Linked DNA regions of Homo sapiens: region 2 is linked to region 1. A link is a contact called in ENCODE Hi-C or POLR2A ChIA-PET data. All regions are on one chromosome and are shown on one strand. Each heading gives the region's core, a stretch centred on a gene start or an enhancer-like site at or near the end of the contact. The rest is flanking DNA. Distances are from core to core; before and after follow the strand shown.

Evidence for each region. A loop is a pair of places that touch in the nucleus more often than their neighbours do. ChIA-PET counts read pairs that join two places held with the same protein, here RNA polymerase II (POLR2A). Pooled maps may share reads with other maps.
Region 2: a loop to region 1 is called in a map of natural killer cell, with 29 times the contacts of the local background. The contact joins the promoter of NDUFAF8 here to the enhancer-like site in region 1. A Hi-C loop is called at or near these places in 9 of 168 maps with a recorded cell type or tissue (CD4-positive, alpha-beta T cell, CD4-positive, alpha-beta memory T cell, CD8-positive, alpha-beta T cell and 6 more), 35 of 37 single-sample maps with no recorded cell type and 23 of 50 pooled maps. POLR2A ChIA-PET finds 5 or more read pairs at or near these places in 9 of 52 experiments (HCT116, HepG2, K562 and 6 more).

The regions. Positions count from the first base shown.
Region 1 is chr17:81,100,394-81,103,830 of GRCh38, forward strand. BAIAP2 (BAR/IMD domain containing adaptor protein 2) reads left to right here. Exons shown (of 14, transcript NM_001144888.2): 8 at 3,109-3,330. Among named protein-coding and RNA genes, the nearest start is that of MIR657, 23 kb to the right of the region's middle. RefSeq lists enhancers at 1,308-1,825, 1,826-2,342. Within about 2 kb of position 1,503, at least 2 of the 41 ENCODE cell types and tissues checked have a DNase peak (open chromatin) inside an H3K27ac peak, as active enhancers do; they include dorsolateral prefrontal cortex, where a contact is called at or near this core.
Region 2 is chr17:81,237,778-81,240,921 of GRCh38, forward strand. It overlaps NDUFAF8 (NADH:ubiquinone oxidoreductase complex assembly factor 8), which reads left to right and starts at 1,541. Exons shown (of 3, transcript NM_001086521.2): 1 at 1,541-1,670; 2 at 1,791-1,901. The coding sequence starts at 1,587. It overlaps TEPSIN (TEPSIN adaptor related protein complex 4 accessory protein), which reads right to left and starts at 1,278. Exons shown (of 13, transcript NM_001363764.2): 1 at 1,209-1,278. The coding sequence starts at 1,256. RefSeq lists enhancers at 602-1,184, 1,428-1,647, 2,028-2,107 and silencers at 968-1,057, 1,160-1,375, 1,618-1,767.

The DNA.
Region 1 (3,437 bases), core at 253-2,752:
GGCTGACGCCAGGCAGGGGACGGTCATGCTCCGTGCTGGGTGCCGGAGTCCCGGTGGGACACCTGGTGGGTGGCCTCTGTGTCCTCACTTGCTCTTCCTGTGGCCCCTCTATCCACAGTCCTGGGGTACAGCCTCTGGGCTCATGGCTCTGCTCACCCGAGGCACTGAGGACCCCCAGCCCCAAGCCTGGGTCCCCAGCCACCCAAGACCACTGTGCCACTGGGCCCCTAGGCCACCCAAGACAACCATGACACTGGCCCCAGGTCCAGCAGCTGCCATAGCTCGGCTGTCGTACGTGGACCTGCCACCCCTCACCCAACCCAAACCTGCCCTATCTCTTTGCTTCCTGGGTAGCCAGGGGCCCTGCCTGGCTCTCAGGTGGCCTCCCCAGTCCCTCCCTCACTGCTCCAGAGTGGCCTCCCTGGGACTCAAACCTGGTCACAGGGTCCTCCCCTGGCTCCCAGGCTCTTGGTGACCTGTGCCTCTACCACCTCTGCCTGCACCCCTGAGCCACTGTGGTCCCAGGTGGGGCCTTGGGTGGTGGCCACATGCTGCTGCCCTCGTGACCTCTGAGAGACCCCTCTGCCCGTCATCTGTTGAGGGCCCCTCCTTGGGCCGGTAGACTCTTGGCCCTGTGTTTCCCGCTAGGCGTCCCCCGGCACAGTCCTGCGGCCCTGTGTCTCCCGCTAGGTGTCCCCCGGCACAGTCCTGCGGCCCTGTGTCTCCCGCTAGGCGTCCCCCAGCACAGTCCTGCAGCCCTGTGTTTCCGGCATCCCCAGCCTTGTCGTTCCTTGTGGGGGAATCCCGCCCTGGGATCCGCCATGTCCCAGGACCAAGCCTGGCCCTGCTGAACCAGGAGCGAGTTCCTCAGGGACGGGCTGCAGCAGCCCCCTCCATGGATATCCTGAGCCCCGATGTGAGCAAGGGGATCCCCTCCTAGGAGGCTGACTTAGCCCCCAGAGCAGGCAAGGCCCAGAGGCCAGACTCCCCACCGGGAACAGGCAGGGCCAGCAGGCCCCTGTTCACCCATAGTCCATGGGTAGGAGTTGGGATGGGATCACATGTGTCCCCTGGAACATTCTGGAACATTTCAAGAGTTTCGAAGATGTAGTTCCGGAGCCAAGCCCACCAGGGAGGCCCTGGTCATGTCTTTCTAAAATAAAGGGTTGCAGGGATCCACGGGCTATACCTTGACACTTGTTCCCCCCACCCACCACACTCTCATGTACGTGCGCGTGCGTGCACACACACACACACGCACGTGATACAGAACCAGTGCTCCAGTCCCCACAGCCTGGGGACAGCCAGGAGACAAGTGCTCTTCCCTCCCTGGAGAGGCCCCTCCTGCCGGCCTGGGCCTGCTGGGCACTGTGGGCAGGTGCAGGCAAGGACAGCAGCAGCACCTTTGACCCCTGGAGGCAGCCTCGCTGCTGAAGGACTCAGCGGTGACAGGCTGTGCTGCCACAGCTGCCAGGCAGGGAGCGCTGTGGAGCGCAGGCCTCCCGCCTGCTAGACCCAGGACAGTGGCGGGCGTCTGCGCCCTCTGGCGGGGGCCAGGCCCCATGACGGGGCCAGGGAGTGAGAGCGGGGCTGTCAGTGGCTGGGGTGCTGCCTGCAGGGATGGAGGGCGGGGAAGCCAGGCTGCTTGCCGCAGGTCTCCCAGGAGGGGTTGCGGGATGTGCCTGCGGTGGCAGCAGCTGACCTCCTGGGCTCGTGGGCCCCCGGGCGTGTGTGGAAGAGGCCTGTGTCCCACAGACCCACTTAGAGACGAGCCTCTGGGCTGGGGGCCAGGGTGTGAGGGCAGCCTCCCAGGGCAGTTCGTAGTAGCTCCCTGGTGCTTGGGTTTGGGCCTGCCTCGGGGCTCTCAGGGTGCGGGGGTGACGCTGGCTCGTGGCCGCTGTGTCAGGGCCGTGCCGCTGCGAGGTCGGTGTCCCTCGGCCGTCTGCCCTAGTGCTGGTCCCTGCTGGCCTCTCCGCGCCACCCAAGACTCACTCCTCTACCACTGATCTCAGCCAGGGCTCGGCAGACGTTCTGAAGGGCCACAAAGTTTGTGCTTTTGGCTCTGTGGGCCGTGCCGTCTCCAGCTCTGTTACTGCAATGTGAGGGCAGCCATGAATGAATGATTCACAAATCGATGCACAGCTGTGTTGCAATAAAACTTTATTTACAAAACAGGAAGCCAGCCCTCGGGCTGTGGTTTGCTGACCCCTGGTCTGAGCCAGCAGCAGAGGGGTAGGGGTGGCATGGGGAGGACTTGCTCAGAATGGCTGTCGTCCAACATCCTCCGTGGGTCCCCAGCGTGGGTGCCCAGCCACATGTAGAAGGGAACGGGGATGAGTTGGGGGGAGCAGTGAAAGCCGGAGAGGCCCCCAGAGGTGCCAGAGACATAGCAGTTCTGGCCCACAGCTTAAGGGTCTGGGGGTCCCGGGAATCCAGGCCCTGCAGCCTGCTTAGGCCAAATGGCCAGGAGGGGCAGGGGTTACTTGATTAGCTCCCAGGACCCAGGCCCGGCCGGCTCCCAGTCCCAGAACCTTTCTCCATGCCTGTGGCTTCCTCCTCCTTTGTCCCCACTGTGCTCAGCTGGTCTGTGTCCAGCAGGCCGCAGAGTACGCCCGAGGGAGCGCGGGCTCTTGGGCCCAAGGGCAGTGGTTGGAGCAGTGAGCCTCAGTGTGTCTGACGGGGCTGCCTTCCTGCCCTCGGCAGCCAGGCCTGACCCCCACTGGGCAGCACCACCCCCTCCCCCGGCCATCTGGGGCGCCTTCCTGGCACTTTGGGGTTTGCCCACCGGAGTTTGACCTTGTGCGTCCCTGTCCGTTCCTCCTTCCTCCAGGCCCTGATGGGCCCCGCGGGCGTTGAGCCTGGGTTTGCTCTCATCCCTGGAGGTCCCCCGACTGCATGGCTTGTGGTCCATCCCCGGCCCTTTACCGGCAGCCGCTTCTGTGGGTTGGGGTCAGAGGCTCACGGGTGGCCTGTCTCGCCGAGAGGTACCACCTGGTGAAGAGCAGCCTCCAGCCCCAGAGAGTGCTCAGGGAGGGCCCTCAGCGCTGTGCCTGGCTGCAGGAGACTGAGCCGGCCCTGACCCCTCCCTTCCTGCTGCTTCCACTTCAGGGCAAGGAGCTGCTGGCGCAGAAGCTGCCGCTGTGGCAACAGGCCTGTGCCGACCCCAGCAAGATCCCGGAGCGCGCGGTGCAGCTCATGCAGCAGGTGGCCAGCAACGGCGCCACCCTCCCCAGCGCCCTGTCGGCCTCCAAGTCCAACCTGGTCATTTCCGACCCCATTCCGGGGGCCAAGCCCCTGCCGGTGCCCCCCGAGCTGGCACCGTTCGTGGGGGTGAGTCTGTGGCCTCTGGAAAGCTTCACGGGTGTGGGTGGGAGGGCAGCTTGTTGTCAGGGCGGGGGGCCGCCAGGGTGCAGAGTCCAGGGGCCCCTGCTGAGGGG
Region 2 (3,144 bases), core at 291-2,790, 140 kb after region 1:
TACCTCTCCTGTACCTACCTACTGACTAGCAAAGCCAAACAAGGCCCAGGCAAGCCCCTTTTCCACACAGGGGACTATGAATCGTTCCACCTCCCCAGAGGCCGGAATGGCAGAGTGACAGCCGCTCAGCGTGACTAGCTCCATCGCTCCCCGAGAACCGACTGATGTCGTGTGTTTTACGTTCGCTTAGCGCAGACGTACTTATTTGTTTCATGCTTACTTACTGGCACAAAGATGTACGGTTTATAGGGATGAAAACTGGAACCACCCATTCTTGCATTATTCAGTATCAGGACAGAATAGAGTTCAAGAGTATTTAACAGGACAAGCATGGGACCCACCGCGTGAGGTGCCGAAGCCTTTCGGTCGGAAGGGCCGAGATCTAGTGACAACATACGAAAACGTGGACCTGAAGTGTTTCCCGAGGCTGTGGACACGCATCACTGACACTGTTTGCCCACCACGCCCTAAGGGGAGCTGCTGAGGTTTGCAGGTGACAGCTGACAACTGCAGAACGCAGCACAGAACGACTATGTCGAAACCTTGCACTGAGAGCCTTGACCAACCCTAGCGTGGCTTCTGGCAGCCCAAGGTCGCGCCCTGGGACCACCCAGCCCCCTCTGAGGTCCAGCCCAGGAAAGCTCAGGGCTGACAAAAGAGGGCAGTTTGCTCAGGACGACACCTGGGAACTCGCCCCGGCCTCTACTTCTCAGAGGGTTTACTAAGAGGGGCTTACAATGGTGCGTCCTTCTCTGTCCCTTCGAGACGTCTGTGTTCTCTGCAACCCAGGGGTGCCTCTCCAGGACCGGAGTCCTCTGAAACGCCACCGTCAGGGAGGACGGCGGGCTGCCAGCCCACCTGGGCGCCAGCAGCACGGACACAGCGGCTCCACGTCCACCGGGTCCGCCGCTCCTTCCCTCCCGTCGGAGGCCACTGAATGCTGGCCGAGGCCTGTTCGTTCCCCCAGGGTCTGGCTGTGCCCATCGCCCTTGCGCTCGGCGGGTCCGGCTTGGAAGGCCCGGCTTGGAAGGCCCCGGGACGGCGCGGCGGGCGGGCAGCTCAGGGGCGTCGGCGCGGGCGAAGGGGCCAGGAGCAGCTACCCGGCGCGGAGACGCAAGGTCAATGGCTCCGGCCCGGGGCGAGTCCGGGGAATGCGGCGCTCGAGAGGAGCCGTGGGACCGGGGCCCGGGCGGACCGCCCTCACTCACCCGGTGTAGAAAGCTCAGGCGGTCCCGTAGCGGCGGCGCGGCAGCCATGATCCAGGTCCCCTCCCGGTCTGCCCCGCTTCCGCCAGGCCCGGGCCCTCCAATCACTGCGCGGGTCTGGGTCCGCCGGCCAATCCCTCACGGTAGGGCGGGCCCTGAGGTTGGCTTCGTAAACAATTGGAGCCTAGGCCAATCCGAAGTCCCAGAGCACAGACAGACTAGGACAAGAGCCAATTGCGGGGGCTCGAGGCCAGGCAAAGCCTGGCCAATTAAGAAGTTCAGGAAAGGTTATGGGCGGAAGCGCCGACCTATCAAGCTGTTTGACACCGGAAGAGGACGGACCTAAGATGGCGGCCTCCAGGGGGCTGGGAATAGCCGCTCATGTCGGCTAACGGAGCGGTGTGGGGCCGCGTGCGAAGCCGCCTCCGCGCCTTCCCCGAGCGGCTGGCCGCCTGCGGGGCCGAGGTGAGGAGCCGCGGGCGGGCCAGTGCTGCGGGGCAGGAGGAGCCGCGCGGGGAGGTGGCTGGGAGGGAGGACGGTGACGGGGTCAGGGGACCCCACGACCCACGCCCGTCCTTTCCGCAGGCCGCGGCGTACGGCAGGTGCGTGCAGGCCTCCACGGCCCCGGGCGGCCGCCTGAGTAAGGACTTCTGCGCGCGGGAGTTCGAGGCCCTGCGGAGCTGCTTCGCCGCTGCGGTAGGTGGGCGCGGGCCCCTTCCCCCCTTCCCAGCCCTTCCCCTCCAAGAGCCAGCGGGCCCCGGCTTTCCTTTGCTTTCCCGTTGGTTCAAGGTTTGAGCGCCTGCCGCGTGCTTTAGACGCCGGCTGACAAAATCACCGAGCCATCGACGAGCCCGCGAAACCTCGGCCGTCCTGGGCTTGTCCCTGCATGTTTGTAAAGCGGGACTGGCACCAACCTCAGAAAGGATGGGAGATGTGTGCAAAAAAGCGCCTTGTAAAACGCGTAAGCTTTCGTGTTAGCACTGCCGCCGGGGGGTGTCATGCCAGGATTGACCCAACACAGGACTCCCGGAAAGTGCCCAGCACCTTCCGGGTCTTCACCTCCCTGGCACTTGCAGCCCCTGTGCACCTGCAGTGGTGGATTCCTTCAGCACGTGTCCTGCGGGGAACCCCCAGCCACCCTCACAACTGGCACGATAGGGCTTCTTGCCCGTGGGGCTTTAAGTCATTCTGAGGCTGGTTCCCTAAGTGTCAGCCGCACCGGGTACCACCTCAGTGTATCTGGGTAGGCCTTGATGCCAGTGCTGACTCTGTTTACTGGGAGCTGTTAATCCGGAGATTTGGACCAGAGAAAGGGTATTTGAACAAGAGTTCCACGGCCTTCATCCCTACCCGGCCCCAGCAGCCTTGGATCCAGGGGTGGACAACTCATCAGAAGTTGCACTTTTTGCTGGGTGTGGTGGCGCGTGCCTGTAATCCTACCGCTTTGGGAGGCTGAGGTGGGTGGATTGCTTAGGCCTAGAAGTTTGAGACCAGCCTGGGCAACATATGGAGACCCCGTCTCTACAAAAAAAAAGAAAAAAAAAATTAGCCAGGCATGGTGGTGTAGTCCCAGTTACTTGGGAGGCTGAGGTGGGAAGATCACTTGAACCTGGGAGGTGGAGGTTGCAGTGAGCCGAGATCACGCTGCTGTACTCCAGCCTAGGCAACAAAGTGAGACTGCATCTCAAAAAAAAAAAAAGGGGGGGGGCTCCTGCTTTCCCTCTATGAGAGCTTGAGACCAAATGTGGCATCTCGTGGGGGCTCAGAGGAGGGGGCAGCAGTGAGTTCTGTGATAGTGTCATGAGGCCCTTGTCCCGTGGACAAGTGACCCAGAGAACCTGCCCATGGGGCCCCAGGCTCCAACCAGTCGAGCCCCCACCATATGCCAGCACCCAAGTTCTCTGTAAGGTATTTGGTAGAACACAACGTGTGGTGTGGT